2 separate regions of the Mus musculus genome follow, and region 2 is linked to region 1. Evidence: chromatin loops called from intact Hi-C (ENCODE). Cell type or tissue: left cerebral cortex. All regions are shown on one strand. Each heading gives the region's core, and the rest is flanking DNA. Links, peaks and the distances in the headings are about the cores only.

What was found. A loop is a pair of places that touch in the nucleus more often than their neighbours do. Peaks named below come from ENCODE experiments on the same cell type or tissue, not always from the same donor. Only the 100,000 strongest peaks of a DNase experiment are listed, where the experiment ranks them.
Region 2: it touches region 1 in a loop (2.3-fold over the local background); 2 of 42 quality-filtered maps call a loop at or near these places.

Annotation. Positions count from the first base shown.
Region 1 is chr15:79,203,891-79,213,708 of GRCm38, forward strand. Gm10863 (predicted gene 10863) reads left to right here. Exons shown (of 5, transcript NR_029470.1): 3 at 6,063-6,155; 4 at 6,301-6,359. Among named protein-coding and RNA genes, the nearest start is that of Gm52189, 16 kb to the right of the region's middle. RefSeq lists enhancers at 8,854-9,436, 9,045-9,139. In left cerebral cortex, for the core only: no CTCF peak of the experiment used is centred there; a DNase peak (open chromatin) is centred at 5,403; H3K27ac peaks cover 415 bases.
Region 2 is chr15:79,157,977-79,167,794 of GRCm38, forward strand. Sox10 (SRY (sex determining region Y)-box 10) reads right to left here and starts at 6,514. Exons shown (of 4, transcript NM_011437.1): 1 at 6,306-6,514; 2 at 5,313-5,818; 3 at 1,159-1,427. The coding sequence starts at 5,740. It overlaps Gm10863 (predicted gene 10863), which reads left to right and starts at 8,090. Exons shown (of 5, transcript NR_029470.1): 1 at 8,090-8,203. RefSeq lists enhancers at 6,371-7,029, 7,555-8,245, 7,719-8,565. In left cerebral cortex, for the core only: a CTCF peak has its summit at 5,044 (motif pointing right); DNase peaks (open chromatin) are centred at 7,826 and 7,929; H3K4me3 peaks cover 3,511 bases; H3K27ac peaks cover 1,877 bases.

The sequences.
Region 1 (9,818 bases), core at 839-8,838:
TCACACCACATGTGCACACCAGACATACTCCTCTGTGGCACGGATGGAACAGCATGAATCTATTCCCCAGGTTTGGGGAGTGGGGGGTGTGATTCAGAGGAACACCCACTGTGACAGCTGGACCCATCTGAATGGGGACTCTGCTAGTCAGCCACCAGCCTACAAGTACAGGCCATGCTATTCAAGGTCACCGATGGACACTTAGGGGTCCTGTGTTCATACGAGGAAGCTAGAGAGGCTGGATTTGGGGGGGGGGCCACAATCTCTGCCCCCTCAGGACACACAATCAAAGAAAAGAAAGCATCCTGAAAAACTGCTGGGGAAGTCTGTAGAGTAAGGGTGAAGGCAGCAGAGGGCTCAGGCTTGGGGAAGGAGACGTGAGACAGAGCGGCTGATTAAGAGTAAGAGAGGTTGTGTGGAGAGATAGATCAGTGGTTAGAGCACCTGTTGCTCTTGCAGAAGACCTGGGTTCAATTCCCAACATCTACATGGTAGCTCATAACCATTAGTAACTCCAGTTCCAGGGGGTTCAATGCCCTCTTCTGGCCTCCACAGGTACCAGGCATACACATGGTGCACAGACATACATGCAGGCACCAGACATGTGCATGGTGCACAGACATACATGCAGGCAAAACATTTACTCATTCATGTTAATAAGTAAAAAAATTAAGTAAGTAAACGATTAAAAAATAGCAGGAGGAGAGGTGTCCTTAGAGTCCCTTGGACGAGAATGGTAGGCTCCTGTCCAAGTCTAGTTTATACAGGGGAAAGCTAGGCATGATGGCCTCTGCTTATGATCCCAGAACTCTGGAGGCTGAGGAAGGGGGTTTGCGCAGTTCAAATCCAGCCTGGGCTGTGAAGTTAAGATTTTGTTTTCAAAACGAAGAACTAAAACTAAAGAAAACTCTGGTTAGACCTCTAAGCACAGAGAAAATCTGAAACAGAAGCAGAGAGCCGAGGCCCAGGGAGGGAGGACGAAGCCTGGGGTGATGAGAAGCCATCCTGGTCACTCAGAAAGTCGCCCCTAATCCTGTCAGGCACCAGGCTGAGGACTCAAGCCTCATACAGGCTCTGTCTTAGGGTGGCTGGGACCCAGGGCATGACAGCTAGGTAAGCATTACGCAGTGCATGAAGGGAAGGCTCAGAGGCGGGCGGTGGGAAAGAATGTTCCAGAAGGAGGCATCTGGTTGGGGTTTTGGAGACTGTAGAGGAGTTGAAGAGACTGACTACAGAGTGGGGAACTGGTTTCCATGCAACATGGGTAGGTTGTGTTGGCTCCTGTTTTTTTTTTTTTTTTTTTGCCAAGATCGAAATCAGCACCCAATCTGTGCCCCAGAGGTTGAGCAGCCTGGAGTCAACAGTAGACCTTCCCATGCCTCCTCTATGCTGAGGCGGGAGCTTGGATTCTGTTTCCCAGATCCCTCCTGGCTCTATCAGCAAATGACTCAGGGCCCCTAAGCCCCTCAGCAAGTGCCATCTCTTCCTGTGTGGCTTAGACCAAGGGATGAAGTTCAACACAAACTTGCAACAATGGCAGCCTGCCTTTTGGGCTGGACTGCACATCCTAGAGGAAGGTTTAGACTTCTATTAGTGGCAAGTGGGAGACATAGCGGGACTCTGAACACAGCAAGGACCTCACGGGTCCAGGACTCACCATGAGCTTGACAGGTATAAGATGCGTCCAGGGAGTTAGGTGAGGGTCCTGAGGCAACCAGGTGATGGAACCAGAGAGGTAGATGTGGAATTCTACAGTGTTAAAACTCCCTTCAGCCCATGTCAGAGAAGGCTTAGATGTGCAGGGTGAGAGAGAGCTCTTGAGCTGATGTGAGCTGACTCCCGCTCCCCACCTTTCCAGAGCTGTAGCTTTGAAAAGTCAGTGTGTACCCAGCTCTCCTTCTTTCCTGGTTTTGGCTCATTCCAGGGGGATACACAGATGGTAGCTAGGGTGGCCAAGCCCTCTCTGGTCTGTCTGAGAGAGACCCTGACCTACATTGTAGCTTCAACTTGGTGACAGTATGCTGGGACTTAGGCATGCTGAGCCCCATGCTCAGGGCTGGGTGACACCACTGGAGGAGAGAAGGTGATACCACCTAGAAAAGAGCTAGGGGGAGGGTGAGCTGGGCTGCCCAGGGATAAAGACAAGGTTTCTCCCACTCTACTCTTAGCTCATTTGTAGGACAAATCAGCCAACAGTCACCAGTCAAGGGGTGGGGCATGTAGGCATGTGAGGTGAGGTGCTTGATGGCTGTCAGTGACAGGGAGAGCCACAAGAGACTCTCCACGCAGACTCCAGGCCACCCACGCCTCAACCTACCCGTGATGATGTGTCTGTGGGCCTTAGGTTATCTGGTGTTGCCCCTCCTTCATCCCTTGGGAAAAGCCCTGGTCTAAAGGGCATGGCTCCAACATGGCCTCCAGGATGCTTGCTCTCTCTTAGGTTCATTTATCAATCAGGGACGATACTTGAATCTTTTTTTTTAATATAGTATTTTGTTGTCATATAGATTTTGTTTTTGTTTAAAAATTTAAAATATTTATTTTATTATTTATGTATGCGTTTGTAGGGGGTATTCGTAGAGGCCAGAAATGTGTGACTGCAGTTACAGGCAGCAGTGAGATGCCCCATGTGGGTGCTGAAAACAGACCTTGGGGTCTCTGGAAAGACAGAAAGCTGAGCCATCTCTCCTGCCCTTTAGTTCCCCCTCCCTCTTACTCAAGACAGGATTTCTCTGTGTAGCTTTGGCTATCTCAGAATTCACTCTGTATAGACTAGGCTGACCTCGAACTCACAGAGATCCGCCTGCCTCTGCCTTCCTAATGCTAGGATTAAAGGCACACACCACCACCGCCTGGCCTTTTGATTTTTAAGCAATATCTGATAGAAGAGTCGACTAGTAAACGAATTCCTATGTGCCACAACACAAATTCCCCAAAGGTTGACATTTGCCCTCCTTTGATTGCCTTATCATTCCCCTCCCCCCACTCTTCTGTGAGCATGCTCGACAATCTCACAAGCTCCAGCGCACACTACAGGTCACACACACTTTCTTAACTGCTTGTTGAAGGACGGGTGCTGAAATAAGTCTTGAGCCCCGATGACTTAGCGTGTTCCTTTAAAACAAGACGGTCTTTTACCTAATTACAACGTGATTATCAAGCATCAGAAAATCACCGTTGCTTCTTTATAATCTCCGGATCTCAGGTTGTTGTTGTTGTTGTTGTTTTTTGGTTTTTGGTTTTTCGAGACAGGGTTTCTCTGTGTAGCCCTGGCTGTCCTGGAACTCACTCTGTAGACCAGGCTGGCCTCCAACTCAGAAATCCACCTGCCTCTGCTTCCCAAGTGCTGGGATTAAAGGTGTGTGCCACCACTGCCTGACTCCCAGATCTCGGTTTTATTAATCATCATTTATTTTATTAACATCCTATACAACACAGCTCCTTGGACCTTGTAGGATGGTGGCAAGGGTTAAATGAGATGCCCATGACAGCTGAGCCTGTTCTGACACTATTGTTCCTTGCTATCCTCTTTGTCATGCTTATTCTTCCCCAAGGTCCCTACCATGCCTGTGGGCAGTCCTAATATCCAGAGAGGACCGTGGCTATGTCCGTGTCTCCTATAGGACATCAAACTCCTGAGGGTGAGGAGTGAGTTTCATTCCCCTCTGGGTTCTCCCAGCTCAGCATGGTGACCTTGACAAGTCCCCAGCTTTAAGCCCTGTTAAGTCAAGCCCCTGGTCCCAGACCCTTCACAGATATCCTGGTTGGTGGCTGATCCTTCTCATCTGGCTGCTTTTTCTTCATGTGGGGTGTGGGTCGCTTCTACAGTTGCTTCTAGCCCCAAAATATCCATGTTCCAAGCCTGTGTCACCATCCTGCCCCCAAACAAGCCCCCGCCACTTCCTTGAACATCAATGGCCCCACTGTTCTGGAATGATCCAGGCATGAGGCTTTGGAGTCAATCTTGACTCAGCCAACTCCTCACCCCCACGGCTGGTCACCAGCCACACGGCTTTTCCCCTAAGCCATTGTTCATACCCACCAACCCCTTCTGAGGGCCTTGGATCCCTCTTTCTCGGACTCTGTTTGGTCTGAAATCTGGGTGTTTCTGTCCATTTTCTACATGGCCAGCCCCAGCAGCGCTCTAGGGGGTCTGTGCTGGGGCCCTCCAAAAACCGCACAGCAGTTCCCTGGTAAGAAGTGACTTAAAACCCAGGAGTGCCACCCCAAACTCTGAGCAAGAAGCCCTGCTGCACCCCAGAGGCTGGGGCTCAGGAGAGGTTAGGGACACTGTCTACTGTGATAAAATCTGGAGGAGGAGGGAGGAGGGGGAAGGGAAGGGAGGAGAGGAGTCAGAAGCCCTAAGGAGTGTGTGCGGGGTAGCAAGCACACTGAGCTTTGACCTTTCAAGAATGTCCTTGAAAGCTCAATCCTGCCCACCATCATCCATTGCCATTACTCATGTCCTCTGCTCTTCTCCCTTGAGCCCTGCCCGTGGTCAGACACAGGGCAAGGACCCATTTAGGTGATGTCACGCACTAAATCTATCCACACTGTGCGCACACACCAGGGGCAGCAGGTGCCACTCTGGAATCTGGTCCTTGGCAGAGACCAGTGGAGCTGGGCATTGAAGAATGAGCAAGATTCCGTCTTGAGCCAGAATTGGGCAGGGGAAGGGCATTGGGTTAGCAGGGGCTTGAAAACGTTTATGGGTGGTTAAGCTGGGAGAGGTGTGGTGGCCAGACTGGGACACAGTGAAGCAAGACTGAGAAGGGCTTGTGAACTAAGGGGCCTCTGAATAGAGATGTACGGTCTCAGGGACCCTTCTTGGCATCCGTAATTCCTGTCTTCTAAATGGGATCTGGGCAGGCAACAGGGTGCCAGCTCAGTACTTGCTATTCTGCACAGGGCCACAGATAAAAGGGACATGGCCAGGGTGGTTGTCTGTCTCTGGAAGAAGCCAGGTAGGGTATTTCCATGAGTCTAGAGGGGTGAGTAAGGTAAGCGGCTGAAGCTGGGTACCCCAAGTTCCTTTGGGGAGGGCGTGTTGGGTGATAAGACTAGTTGCTAGGAATTCTGGGAAAGAGCCACATTGCCCACGGGGCCTCGCCAAAGCAAACCAAAGTCGTGCTGGCTCTGCCTTCCTGTGCTGGGGGGCGGGGGGGGGTGTAAAGAGGGGAGGGTGTCTGGCCCTGGGGAACGGGAGGAACCGAGTGGCGGATTTATGTTTCCACTTGATTTCCTCGGTTGTTTTCTAAACGTAGCGGTATCCTGAGGGGCGGGGTGGAGGCGGAGAAGCCACCGGAAGGCGCCATAGCCCCACTGCTGCCTGCCCCACTTCTGCCTGCCTCCCCATGTGACTTGGCTGACGACAGCACTCCGTGGAAGGGCCTAGAGGCTTCCGTCCTGGGCTGCTGGACAAGTGGGTGACGTTGATCAAGGCACTGGGCTCACACGGGCCGCGCCCCGCGTGATCTGTTGTCTCCAGGCAGACTGCCTCACTTGGGGCGATTCTTTGATCCCGTGAGTTAAGAATGACCATGGTGGTGGCTGACTCCGGGTCTCAGGGTCATCCTGGGGGCCAGGTACCTAAACAGGACGGGGGTGTACATTGCTTCCTCTGTCTCTCCAGCTTCCTGGTCCTTCTTCAGCTGTGCCTCAAGCATTTCTCGGCCTCCTGATTGTGGGTCCACCATTCTGGGTCTTGCTCCATTCCAGCTGGGGTCTTTCTTGCCTTCTTGGGTTCCATTTGTGCCACTGCCTCACCGGTGGCTTTGCCTTTTCCACTCCTCCCTGCCTCTCCTACCTCCCCTCTCTCCTCAGGATCACACACACACACACACACACACACACACACACACACACACACACAAGGTTGGTAGGAGACGAGGGCCTGGGCCGGGTTGGGTAGTGGAGGCAGGGAAGGGCTCAAGGAGGCTGGCCTCTCTCCCAATCCTATTTACAATCTCCATTCTTACAGCAGCTGCGAAGCCTGGGACATTGCTCTGAGACTCAGTTTCTCCCTCTGAAAAGTGAGAATAATAATAGTTCCTTCCCTTTAGGATGGAAGCCTGGCCTGTAAGAGTTTTTGATAGTGAATCAGGATAAATCACAGAAACTCGTGTCTCATAACCCCAGGGAAGCAGAGGCTGCAGGCAAGCAGAGCTTTAACAAAATATATTTAAAAAAAAAAAAAAGCCACACTTCTCTATTATTTATTTATTTACTTATTTACTTATTGAGACACAGCCTGACTGAAGTTTCTAATTAATTACTTAAATCTTTTTTTTTTTTTTGCAGTGCTTCCTATATGGCAAGCCAGGGACTGAAACTTACGATTTGACTGGACAATCTATAAGGTACCATAATACAGTCTCCACTTGACTGATGAGAAAATAAAGACCTGGCAAGTCCAGGGCTTGCTCAAAGGAGTGTTTTCCATTCGAATGTAAACAAGAGTCTCACTGCCAGGTCCTCCCTCTTCTGCCACTGTGAGTCCTCACCTCCCTCCCTAATCTCTGACACCCCCCCCCCCCCCACCAGCCTTCCTGTGTGCTGCTGCTATTCTGTCTCCATCTCTCAGGGCATCCAGCTCAGGCCAATGGCAGGAGTCCACCTGCTGGATTGCTGTCTGAATTGTGCACATGCCCAGACCCCTTCCGCTGATTGCATCCACAGGCTTCCTTGCTCTGGCCTTTTGCCTTGACACCATCCTAAGAGCTTGGAGGGCTCCCCACAGATAGACAGGGATGCCAAGACCTGGGCCTGCCCAAGGGCCCACAGCACGTCCCCTCCCCAGCACCTATGACTTCAGGGCCCCTGACTCATGGTAGGGGCCTTGCATTTTGCTGATAATGCCCAGTCCTGATTCCCCCACAGCTGTGCTGGCCCAGACGATCACTGCATAACTCTGGCTTTCCCAGCTGAGTGACCTCCCTCTGCCCTCTGAGGAATGAATTCACATTCTCTCCCTTCCTCCCTCTCTCTCCCTCTTTCTCTCTCTGAGACAGGGTCTCAAATCCATGAAGCCCTGGCTGTCCTGGAACTTACTGGGCTGGCCTCGAACTCAGATCCACCTGCTTCTGCCTCCCAAGGGCTGGGATTAAAGGCGTGCGCCACCACTGCCCGGCTGAACTCTCTTTTTTAATGTACCCGAAAATCCACTGAGTGGGCTTCACAGAGGAAAGTGAAGCCTCTGGAGGCACCAGCGGCCAGCCTGAGATAGATCGGGGGCCAGCATTCAAGATCTACTTTTGTGAGCCCATTTGTGCCACAGCAAGATGGGACTCGAGGAGATGGGTGTCCTTAGAAACAGTCCAAAGGAGGGGCTTCGTGCGTGCTATGTAGCCAGGGCATTGTAAGTGAGGTTTGTCCTCTTTTAGAGGTGTGATCAAGGGACCTGTTGACCACCACCAATGAGCCCACATTACACACCTCTCTACTAAGAACGATTCCCACTCATGGCATGTGATAGGTATTACATAAACATTAATTGCAAGAATCGGATGATAGTCAGAGGGATGGCCACTAAGAAGGAGGGGCCTGTGCAGGGCATCTCCAAAGGTATAGCAAAGTCCTTTGAGGTCTCCCAGCTTCTAGGCTTCAGACCTCTTGTGAAGCCTTACCGGTGACAGTGGTGACAGCGAGCGTCCTTGCCTCAATGCATCTCTGAGTGCACCAGCCCCTGCTCCAAGCCTTGGTAGACCCCGGCATCTTCTCTTCTTTCAGCCTTCCCAGCTTCCTTCCACCCTCTCCTCTCCCTGGCTCGATGGACTCTAGCCCCACTGGCCTCCTGACTGATCCTAAGCTCAGCAACAGACTCCCTCTTGGGGCCTTGGCATGTGTTGATGTCTCTGTCTAGAACGGTCTTCTTTGAAAGATTTTTCTTTCTTTCACTCAGAATCTCAGTTCAGTGCCATGCTCTTGCAGGGGTGCCTCCTCCCTTTCTTCACTCCTCACTCTCCAACTTCTCCTCTACCTTCTTCTTACTCTGTAGCCCAGGCTGGCCTCAAACTTGAGATCCTACTACCTCAACCTTGGAGTACTGGGACCAGAGCGTATGCTCTCACATCGACAGAGATTCTGTTTCTCATGTGACTCCCCAAGCCTGTTTCTCCCACTACCCTGCTTTAGGCATCACAGCACTTATGACACCCTGACCTTAGCCCATAGGTTTGTCTGCCGTCCCTCTCCCTCGTGTGAACATTAGATTTGTAAAGGCAAAGGCAGAACATTTGTCCACGACTAAAGCCCCTCGGCTGGACCGGTGCAGAGGACACAGCCAAGGCTCCATCAGTGTTTGAGGGAGGAAGAGGGGTAGGGAGGGAGGGAGGGAGGGAGAGAGGGAGGAAGGAAGGAGACTGAGGGAAAGAGTGGGAATGGGGAAAAGAGGGCAAAGAGAAAAGGGAGGGAAGAGGAGGGGAAAGGACTTTCTAGTGTCCCTTGCTCTGTTATCAGATGTGACTTCTAGGAGCCTGAGCACCAAGTACTAACACAGAAGCTGGGGTAGGGGGAAAGAGCTGGTCTGTGGATAAAGAAATCCAATTAGATTTAAGGAACTTTCTATAAGGCAAAACAGTGCAAAGATGGGAGGAACTTTGTCAGGAAGAGATATATTTCCTGTCAGCAACAGGTCCGGAAGCCCAGCAGCCTTGGAACTGGGTGGGAGCAGCAATGGGGCCTGAACCCGGGAGATGTAAGGAATCAGGGGGTTCCCCAGAGGTTGGGGCAGGTGAGGCCCTGGAACTTGAAGGCCCTCATGGCTCATCCGGCCAGGCCTAGGCAGGTAGAAGCCCGTCTGTGGTGCATCCCCAGGCCAGAGGCTGCTGGGATTTGGCCAAGCGGCCATGTTGAGGGTCTGATCCTGACTCTACAAAGCCAGGCTGGGACGACCCAGGAAGTCCCGCTGCTCTCCAGCCCCGTAGGCCCCTCCAGCTCTTGCCTCTCCTCAACCTCCCACAGTGGCCTCAGGCCCCTGTGCCCGCGCCCATGGGGTTAAATCTCTCCCTGTCTCTCTCTGCTCCAAGTTGTTTTCCAAGCGAGGCAGAGAATGGTTCTCTTGTTACCAACATGGCTTCTGGGCATTGGGTAATGCGTTCCCTCTTCTCCCTGCCCTGCGCCACAAAGGGACCTTTTGTTCCTCTCCCGGCCCCTCTCTCTGGCTCTTCTCTGCCCCCCACCCACCCCAAGTCCCTCCTCCCCACGCCTCCTGCCCTACTCTGCGCGCACCCCTGGGCTGTGAGGAGTGACCGTGGCCTGGCCGTGGTGTCCTCTCTCTCCCAAGGCGCCTTGGGAGGAGAAAGGGCCTTGGCGGCCCGCGACGGCCATTTTGAAAACATCCCTTCTAGGCTGCGCGTGCGCAACTCCTCTGCGCTGCCAGGACTGGGGAAGCCACTCCAGGCGAGCCTGGGGCCCAGGTTGATGTCCTGTGGCCTACTTTCTGTCTCCAGGCTGAAACGGGACCTTCCTCTCCCGAGCTCCCAGCCCAGATTGTGTTGTCTGACTGAGACATGACACCTTGCAGCCACAACCATCTTAACCTGCACAGAGGCTTCCTGAGACGAGGAAGTTGCTGTCCTGAGAGGTAGAGACCGGGGACTCAGAGGGTGACTGTCCTGAGACCTCTGTGAGCTGGCGCTGCAGTTGGGGCCAAGCCACAGGTGTTACCCAGCAGACCCCCACAGAGGGAGCCCTGTGAACAGGTCCTGACCCATGAAAGCACCCACATTGGGTCTGGCCTCCAGAGGGGACCAAAACCAAATTCGCCGGAACTTTGCAAATTCAGTGTGTCTGAGACGGGATGCCAGGAAGCCAGCCAG
Region 2 (9,818 bases), core at 547-8,546, 46 kb before region 1:
AGTGCATGATGGAAAGTAGGACTTAGCTTGTCTTCTGATGGCAGAGCCCTCTGCTTGTGAGGAACACAAACGAGGCACCCGACAAGCCAACCACAAGTCCTGGGGTCCAACCCCCTGGCCACAGACCTCTGCTGTGGAGCAAGCTCCTCTCTCTGTTTCCTTATCTGTAGGAGGATGGTGATGGTGATCAGACCTAAGCTGCTCAACACCCCTCCGCACCGTTTGGGGCTGATTAGTTGGTTGGTAGAAGGAGTCGGTACACACAAGAAAACCAACCCATGCTCAATGTCAGCTCATGTCCTTAGTGAGAAGAAAACACCAGTGGGCCATGTTTGGCCCCTCCATGGCATGTGCCAGCATCATCTTAGGGCGGGAGCTGGGAAGAGGCAGCTTCCTCTCCCACGTTTGATCCCTACCCTCTCTGTCCCTCTGTCTGTCTCTGTCCCTCTGTCTGTCTCTGCCCCTCTGTCTGTCTGTCTCTGTTTTTTGTTTTTGTTTTGCTTGTTTGTCTTTTGTTTTCCCCTCTTCAAGACAGGGTTTCCCTGCATAGCCCTGGCTAGCTTCGAACTCACTCTGTAGAGCATGCTTGCCTCAAACTCAGAGATCTGCCCACCTCCTGCCTCTGCCTCCTGCCTCTGTCCCCTGTGTGCTGGTGCTGGGATTAAAGGTGTGCACAAACACCTCCTGCCAAGCCCTCCTGGCCTTTGCTTTGCTTTGTTTCTTTGGTTGTTTGGATTTTGCTTTTGTTTCACTTTGTTTCTTTGGCTGTTGGTTTTTGCAGTTGTTTCTTTGGCTGTTGATTTTGCTTTTGCTCTGCTTTGTTGTTGCCCATCTCTCAGAAGCACCCTTTCCCTGTAACTACTCCCGTTTCCCTGGAACTACTCTGGTCTCTTCTCATCCAATGGCCACCATGGCTCTCTGAACTGGTTTTCTCTGCCCAGCACCACTGTCTCCCCCCACCCCCAACCACCATAAGCTACCAGAGTTCCCCCTCTGAGCTGTCTCTGGGTTCCATATTCCAGCTAGGGTAACTACACCCCTGGCCAACCTTTCCTAGGTCCCATCTCAGGCTAGACCACTCTCCACTGCCTGCCCCCCACCCCACACTGTGGCTCTATCCAGCAGCACACTGGGCAGAACCCAGAACCCAGCACTCACCTGAGGGGTGCTCTGGGTTCCCATCTGACATGGGGGAGCCTTCTTCTGGGTGCCGGTGGTCCAGGTGGGCACTCTTGTAGTGAGCCTGAATAGCAGCAGCCCCTCCTTGCTCGGCTTCCCCGCCTGGGCATTCTGCCTCCCCCTGGGCTGCCTTCCCGTTCTTCCGCCGCCGAGGTTGGTACTTGTAGTCCGGATGGTCCTTTTTGTGCTGCATCCGGAGCCTCTCAGCCTCCTCAATGAAGGGGCGCTTGTCACTTTCGTTCAGCAACCTGGGAGTGGAGGACACCAGAGCCAGTATGAGTGCTGGAGCAACCAGGTGAGCTTCCCTCTGAGTTAGGCTCCTGGGATGGGACTCCCAGAAGATGCCAGACCCAGGAGCCTCAGCCTAAGATGGTTGTGATCTCTGTCCCTCACCCTCAATGGCGGCAGGGCACCAGGGGCCAGCCCCTAAGCATGCAGCCAAAATGGAGCTACAAGGGTCAGGTTTCAGTTCAAGGATAGGGAAATGTTCCTATCACTGAAGCCTTCTGTAAGGAGGACTGGCTGTCTCCTTGGAGGATGCTCTCCCTGGGCAGTGGAGGTATGCAGAGAGAAGTCTCTGCTACTTAGTAGCTGTGTGCCAGACTGCGCATGCTACCTAAGTCCCAGTTTCTTCACCTACAAAATAAGGATGATAACACCTACTTCCCTGGGTGTGGAGTCACCAGAAAAATACATATCTACGAAGTGCCTGGGCCTGGGGAGGGAGAAGCCCGGAAGGAGAAAGCAGGTGCTACTCTAGTGGAGTTTGGAGGAGCTGCCCAGGGGTGGCTTCTCAACCCCAGACTAATGATTTGGTGACATTTTAGTATGATAGGAATGAGGGGTTTAGGTGTGAGTCCCCTTCACTATGGTGGGACCTGGGAGTGACAGGACAGAGGAAGCTTGAGTCTCTTCCCAGACTCTGGGACAGCCTGTGGCATGAAGAGGCCCTCATGGCAGTGCCCCTCACCCACCCAACTCCAGCCTCCAGGTCAAAGTTGGAGGGTGGGTGGCCATGAGTCTGGCCTGCCCCAGGGTAAGAAAGACAGGGTGGGGTGCCATAAAGAGGGGGTAGCACAGAAACCATAGATTTTAGACACAGGGGCCACTAGTCCACTTCGGGGGTTCCTCTTTCTCCTGAAGTCCCTCCAGCACACCCAGTTGGTGCCCTCTTCTCCTAGGCAACAGAAGACCGAGCCCCCTTTCCGGGCTGGCTATACCAGGCACTGTCTACTCAGTCGTAGCATTCCTTTGCAGCTTAGCCTCCTAGTGTGCCCTGCACCCACCTAGCATTCCCCAGAGGACCCTCTAGCTGAGCCAGACTCCTTAGGGGCAGTACACTTTCAGGACAGATGGAGACCCCAAGGCTAGGATGGTGGGTTCTGCCAGCGAGGGCTCCCACACATATGCTCCAGACGTGGCCGGTGACACCGGACACTCTCCCCTATCGTTCTCAGTGTCCCCTGCCCAGCTGGCAATGGGAAATCACCAAGAAAATGGTTAAGGAATGCGGGAGAGGACTACGCATACCAGAGCTGGAAGATCATGATGGTGAACCCCACTGTCACCTCCCAAGCTGCACTGTATCCAATCAGCCCTAACAGAAACCTTCTGGGGATGCTGGGGTGCCAGCTCCAGTCTTTGCCTCTCCATGCCAACTCTGCACAGGTCTCCTTATCCACCCCAGCCCATCCCCACAGCCATCCTCCACTCCTGTGCGAATCCTCACACTCAAGGCTCTCCTCCTCCTCTGCTGTCCCCCTCCCCCAGCTCAGTCCTCACTTGTTTTCACCTCTTGGTTTGGAATGGGTGGATGGAGAAGGGAGGCTGGTTTCCAGCCCCATGGGCAGCACCTCGTGGAACACTATTATAAGTGTCCTCCAGTCAGGTCAACAGCGTAAGATGACCGGGCAAGAGCCTGTGAGACTTGGGGCAGGCCAGGCCGGATGAGCCTCTAACAGGAGTGGCTTCAGCCTCAACCTCCTCCCAGTTTCTTGGCTCAAACTATGCTTCCTCCACCAGTTAAACAGCATCAAACATCCCACGGCTCAGCATCTAATGGTTCCTCTCCAGGTGGCATCCAAGGTCAGTGTGCCAAGAGCTCACACAACCCCCCAGGACCTGTGTTCAAGTACATTGTCCCACCCCCCTCCTGCCCCCAGCTCAGGAAGCAGGTCTCAGCCTGTTTTCCAGTTCTGTTGATCCAACCCCTGACACCCCTGATGTCCTTGGAGCCATGAGCTTGGGACAACTGTGTTTAGATCTCTGGAGCTTGGGACAACTGTGTTTAGATCCCTGGAGCTTGGGACAACTGTGTTTAGATCCCTGGAGCTTGGGACAACTGTGTTTAGATCCCTGGCCAGCCCAGGTCACATTCAAGTGTCTCCAAGGACCCCCAGGCAGAGCCCAGGTAACCAGCCTGGCTCCTTGGCATTGTTTTGCCACCTCCTGGGGCTGGATCCTCAGCCAGTAGGGCTCTGCTGCCTTCCCTGCCCCCTGCTGTCTGAGTGGTAGCTAGGGACAAGTCAGCCTGAAGGGGACTCAGGTAAGGGTTCTAAGTGAAAATGGGACAGGGGCAGTGGAAAGACTCCTTAAACTCTTGACAACAGGTGGTAGAGGGAGAGTGGTACACACCTAGAGGAACCTCAGGCAAAGGAGCTAGCTGCCATTGCTGTTCTGGAGCAGAGCCGGACTCTGGCTGTCCAGCTACTGCCTGTCAGAGTTGCGGGGTAAGGGCTGGGGGAGGGGTGCCGGACCTTCAACAAGTACATGGCCAGTGCAGACCAGGAGGCTGCTTACCGACCCCTCTGTTCTCAGGGAGCCAATTGCTCCTACCGCTTCAAGTCTGATATGGCCTTCATACAGAGCCTGCAAAGTGGAAGGAGCCAGCCCTTTTCACAGACCCCCCAAGTCTCCTCAAGTATAGAGGCCTCCACTCTCCTGTCCTCTGCTCAGCCCCACCACTCCAGAGAGTAAAGTGGGACCCAATGCAGCCACTAGGGATAATGCGGGGATAACCTGAGAAGGTTGGTGACTGGTCTCTGGCCCTGGTTCTGTCGCTGACTGACCCAAGCCATGTCTCTCTCTTGGGCCTTTCTCCTGTACAGTCCAGTGGGGAATCAGGTGACCTCAGCAAGCCTAGCATCTGCTGGAGCCCTTGTTCCTTTTGGGCTTGGCCCAGGGTGCCTGCGGTGAGTCAGGGAGCCCCACGTATCTGCAACTGGGCCAGGAGAGCACGAGGGTCAAAATTAGTCCCTGGGAAAATGTTGCCATAGAGCCCCGAGGTCAGCCTAGGCAGCCTGGGGCTCCTTGGGACCATGGCAGGAAGCAGGCTTCCTCCTGGCGAGGGTGCTCAGCCCCAGTTCTTGAGCGTGGGGAAGAGGTTGCTCAACCATTGGGTGGAGCCCAGGGAGGGAAGATGGCGCTGGAGAAAGGAGTGAAGAGCTTGGTAGCTCAGGGCCACAGCTGGAGGGGAAGGCCTCTTTTTGTGTGCCCTCTCCTGGGGATAAAGAAGCTCTCAGTCTAGACACTGGAGTCAGGAAGGTTCCCCAGGGCAGCTGGAACAGGAGAGACACTGTGGGAGCGGAGATGGAAGTTCTTCACTCTGCTTTCTCTGGGTTCCTTGTTTTCCTTGCAGAGCCCTCCTCACCCTGACCCAGGCTCTCCATCTGGTTGCTTCCGTACCCCCGGCATCTACAGCTAGACCAGCTCTCTCCCAAAGTTTCCCCCACACTCCCGACCCCACAAACGGGTGGCAGCGGCACACTGTGAATGTGCGATCTAGTGGAGGTCTGGTGTGAAGCTTTCCCCCACACCCCCATGTTGCCTTCCCTGCCCACCACCCACAGAATTCCAACCACGAGGGGGCGCCTTCCCGCCCGCCGTCCCAGGGTGGGGAGGCCCAGCCTAGGCCGCTGGGGTTCTGAGTTCCAGAGTGGGCAGCCAGAGGAGCCCCCCACAGAGGCACTTTGGGTAGATGGGTGGGCGAGATCTCCAAATCTGGTCTTCCAAGAGACCAAACTTCCATAGGTTGGTCTCCCCTGAGAGAGAGGCCTGGGCGATCCTGTTCTGGGGTCCCAGGCTAGCCCTAGTGCGCGCGCACGAGGGGGGTGTTGGGCCGGGGCAGCGCTCACCTCCAGAGCTTGCCTAGTGTCTTGCTGAGCTCAGCATTGTGGAGGTGAGGGTACTGGTCGGCTAGCTTTCTGCGTGCCGCCTGTGCCCACACCATGAAGGCGTTCATGGGCCTCTTGACGTGCGGCTTGCTCTTGCTGGCACCGTTGACGCGCACGGGCATGGGCACCAGCGTCCAGTCGTAGCCGCTGAGCACCTGGCTGACCGCCTCGCGGATGCACACGGGGAACTTGTCATCGTCCGCCTCGCCGTCCTGCTGTTCCTTCTTGACCTTGCCCAGTTCACCGGGCCCCGGGCTGGCTCGCAAGCCCGAGCCACCGCCGCCGCCGTCGGGTCCCAGCGACGGCGCGCTGCCTGGGGACAGGCAGCGGGGTTCCTCCGAGCCCACAGGGCTCAGCTCCACCTCTGATAGGTCTTGTTCCTCGGCCATGTCGCTCCCGGCCGCCGCCGCTTCGGCCGCCTCCCCCGGGCCCGCCGCCGGGGTCCTCGTGAAGAGCCCAACGCCCACCTGGACGGGAAGGAGGGCGCGATGGAGAGGCGCTGGGCGCCACTCCCGGCACGCGGGTGCAGCCCCGAAGTGGCGACTCTCCCTGCCTGCGCTAAACCCACTCGGGCCTGGGCGCGTGCACATGCCAGACCCTAGGTGGGTGCGTCCCGCCTCCACGTCTTCCCACCCCCTGATCCCAACCGTCTCTAGGTGTGGGTGTTTTTTTTTTTTTTTTTTTTTCGTTTTTTTCCCCTAAACCTCCTTTTGGGTGGAGGTTTGTTGATGGAAAGGAAGAAAAACGGACCCTTTATTCGGCTCTAATCCGGGCCCCTGGAATTTCCCACCTTTTCGCTCACCTCTCTTTCCCCTCGTCTGCTCTGACAGCCTAGGGGAGCAGAATGGGGGGACGCAGGCCTGCCTGCAGGGTGTCAGACTCTCCCATCGCAAAGCAGGGGTGACCCAGACCCCCGGTTGGCACTCCGGGCCCAGGGGCGCAGTGCGCACTCACCTCCTCCGACCTCTCCTCCAGTCTGGGGCTCGTCCTGAGGAAGTGGAAAACCGTGTCCCAAGGTGTGCGGTCCAGCTCGGGGCTGGGGAGTGACGCTGATGGACTGGGAGGGAGGGGCTGGGGGGCCCTGAGCCTCAGGCCACTGCCTTGTCTGGACGGAGCCTGAATCCTCACCACCAAACACCCTGGCTGGACAGCCGAGACTGACTGAGCCGCTGCAGACGGCTGGGGAAGGAAGGAGGGGGAGGGGAGGGGGAAAGGAGGGAGGGAAGGGCAGAAGGTGGAGCCTCCAGCGCTGCCTTCATCCCCAACACCCAGGACGCCTCCACTCTGCCCAGCCCCCCCCCCCCCAACCCCAGCCCTGTGACCCGCACTGCTGCCTAGGCCCGTCTCCCTGGACTCAGCTTGGGTTTGGCATCTGGTGTGAGCATGGGGATATTTTAGGTCTGGGAAGGGAGAGATACAGGTGGCACAGTCAGAACCTGTTGCCTGGGACCCTAAACCATTGCCACAGGTGGTGGCATGGACAGTTGACAAAGGACTGGAGAGAGGTGTGAGGAGAGTGGATAACTTGAAAGGGTCGTGGCCTGTGTTGCTTCATTTGAGAAATCCCACTGAGTCCCACTGTGTGCTAGGCACCGCAGCCTGCAGTAGGTATCAGACCCTCGCCTTCTCCTGTCCTCTCCAACACAGCTGACCCAAGCCAAGCCCCCCAGGACCGCAGCTGGATAACCTTTGCCCTGTACACATACAACCCCCAGATTCAATCCGTGATCCCTTCTCTCTAAGATCCTAGCATCCAGAAGGCTGGACTGGCCCAGGATAGAGAGAGACACAGGAGGCTGAGGCAGGGTGAGAGTGCCCTACTCTTCAAGAAGGGTGAGGGGGACTTTGGGGAGGGGGTGTCTCTCACTTCCATGAAGGGCTCTTCCTCTCCCTGGAAAGGAGACCCAGTCCTGGATGTCTGGATGTGAAGTCCCTTACTCTCCCACACTGAGAAAAGACAGGAACTGCCCTGGCTCTCACAGCCCCCGCCCCCTTTCTGCCCCTCAAGCCGATTCTTTGTTCTTCCTCCCGTTGCCCCAGGGCTCCTATCCTTGGTCTCACCTCTACAGCCTAGTTAGTGTCCTTTTCTCTTCTCAGTGAAGGCACCCTTTCCTGGTTGAGTGGCTAGGCGGAACTGGGGTGCCCACGGAGGGACAAACAGAGGAGCATGGGCCACCCCACTGACAGTGTGTGGCTTCTCTGTCCCACTTAGCTAGGTAAGGCCCTAGGCCCACACCAAACAGGTACCTTCTGGAGTCGAGCTGGAACTGGGGTCTGGAGAATCAAGGCCTCAATGATTGGGAGGGCCCCAGGGTGGATAGTGGGGACACAAAGAGATAGTCACATAGGGCAAAGGCATGTCGAGGGGGTGGCAGACATTGGTAACACACACTCACACATGCTTGCGCACACACAACCAGCCAGACAATTGGGCCAGTGTGTCTGGGGCTGCAGAGCCCAGTGAATTAGGAGTTTGATAAGGGTTTTCTCTTTCTCTCGCTCGCTGGCCTTGGACAATCTCCCCCCAGTTTTCCTCGACGCCACCCCCGGCGCTGCCAACCCTCCTCCCCCCCGCCTCCCTTCTCTTCCCTGTGCCCAGACTCTTGTTCGGGGCCTTGAAACAGTGAGCTGTCTTTGTTCGAAATACAGGTGAACGGCAATCATGTGATTAACACACACACACACATAAAAAGCTTTTTAACAGCGCCCGCCCGGCCTCAGAACCGCCCGGAGAGAAGCCGCCTTGGATGGACAGAGGGACGGAGCAGCAAGCATCCGGCCTCCCCGGCTTCCCTGCAGCGGTCTCCAACTGCTGTCTGCCCGCTGCCCGCCTGCCTGGCATCTCTCTCCCGGTGGGTCCCTGTTCATCCCTCCACTCTTTGGTCCCTCCTCTTGGAGGGAAGGTCCTCCCTGCTCTCTGTGTGTCTGTGGCTGAGCCTGAGACCCCTTGAGGCATAGAGGAGTGCTGTGGGGGAGGGGGAGAGTGGGCTCAGGCTTAGAAAGCTGGCCACGAGTGGTGGTCTCACAGCCGGTCCCCTCTCTAGTCCCCTGCCACTACCCTCTTGGGCCCAGCTGCCAGAAGGGGTGTGAGTGTGTGTGTGGGGGGTCTATAAAGGACCACACCTGGTTTGCACTCTCTCCTTGTCTCTCCTCCACTCTGTACAGGTTCTCCTGAATGCTTGGTTGGACCCTGCCTACCTACCTGCTGAGAGGTGGTGCTGAGGCGGGCAGGGGAAAGATTGTGTGTTGGCTGAGGGATTCCCCCTGTGAACAAGACATCAATGAGCAGCAGGCTGGCAATCGGGATACCTTCTGCCTTGTTTTAGGCCATAGGGACCAGTTTTTTGTTTTTGTTTTTGTTTTTTCCCAGAAAGGGACAGTAAACCCTCCCCGCCCCCATTTTCTCTACAGAGTAGAGATAGGAAAGTGTGTGTGTGCGCGTGCGTGTGAGAAGACATCAGGCCTTGGAGACGTCAGGGTGACCAGGAGGGCCAGAACTACCATCTGTTTCTCTCCCAGCTGGCAGCTAGAGGGGAGGGGCTAACCCTCCATTCCTGACTCTATCCCAGGGATGCTTGTGACCCCATGCCCCACACCCTATCAAAGCTGCCCGGGAGAGGAGGGCTCCTCCCCACCATGTGTGAGGGGTGGTACTGGTGTTCCGCTCCCCAGCAGAGGGCCAAGAGTGTGGTGGAATCCAGGCTTCCTGCCACAGGCAGAGGCCTATCAGGAGCTTCCAGGGTCCAGCTCAGGGTCTTTCGAGATAGTCTCAAGTGCCCTCAGAAGATGGCCCCTGGGAGGAAGAGGGGACCTGAAATCTTCCAGTCAGATTCGAAGCTCACTGGTGATAGGCAGAGTCACCTCAGGTCAATAATACCCTGGGGTGCTGTCCTGACTGGGAGCAGGTTCCACCTATGGTCCTCAGCCCTGAGCCCAGGCTCTTCATCTGTCACATGGCAGAGGAATGTCATCCCTCCTAGCCTTGGAGGAGAGTGGGAAACCCGCTGTTTGGCAGAGCTTGAGAGAGGATGGTTCCAGGAAAATTTGAGCCTTTGCCTGAGCCTCAGTTTTCTTATGTCTTCCGGATCCCCTCATTAGGACCGGGTAAGGACAAGATGAGGGGGCACAAGGAGGGCATTTACCACCTCTGATCACAGAGGTGTAGACCACATCTGGAATCCCTGTTCCCTCTCATTTATTGTCCCCCAGGTCTGTACCCTCGCTGGGCTGGGTCCTGGGACATGGGGGGCAAGCTTGATGATTCTCAGTCGTGAGGGGCCTGAGGGTCTCTGCATTCCTGCCAGCTTTGTTTCCTGGCACCTGCTCGGGGCTGGTCTCAGGCTTGGAATCACTTACAGAGGACTCACTATGCAGCCTCAGCTGGCCTTGAACTCTCCACCTCCCACCCTCCACCCCCCACCCCCACCCCGGTCCCTGCCTTAGCCTCCCAAGTAGCTAGGATTGCAG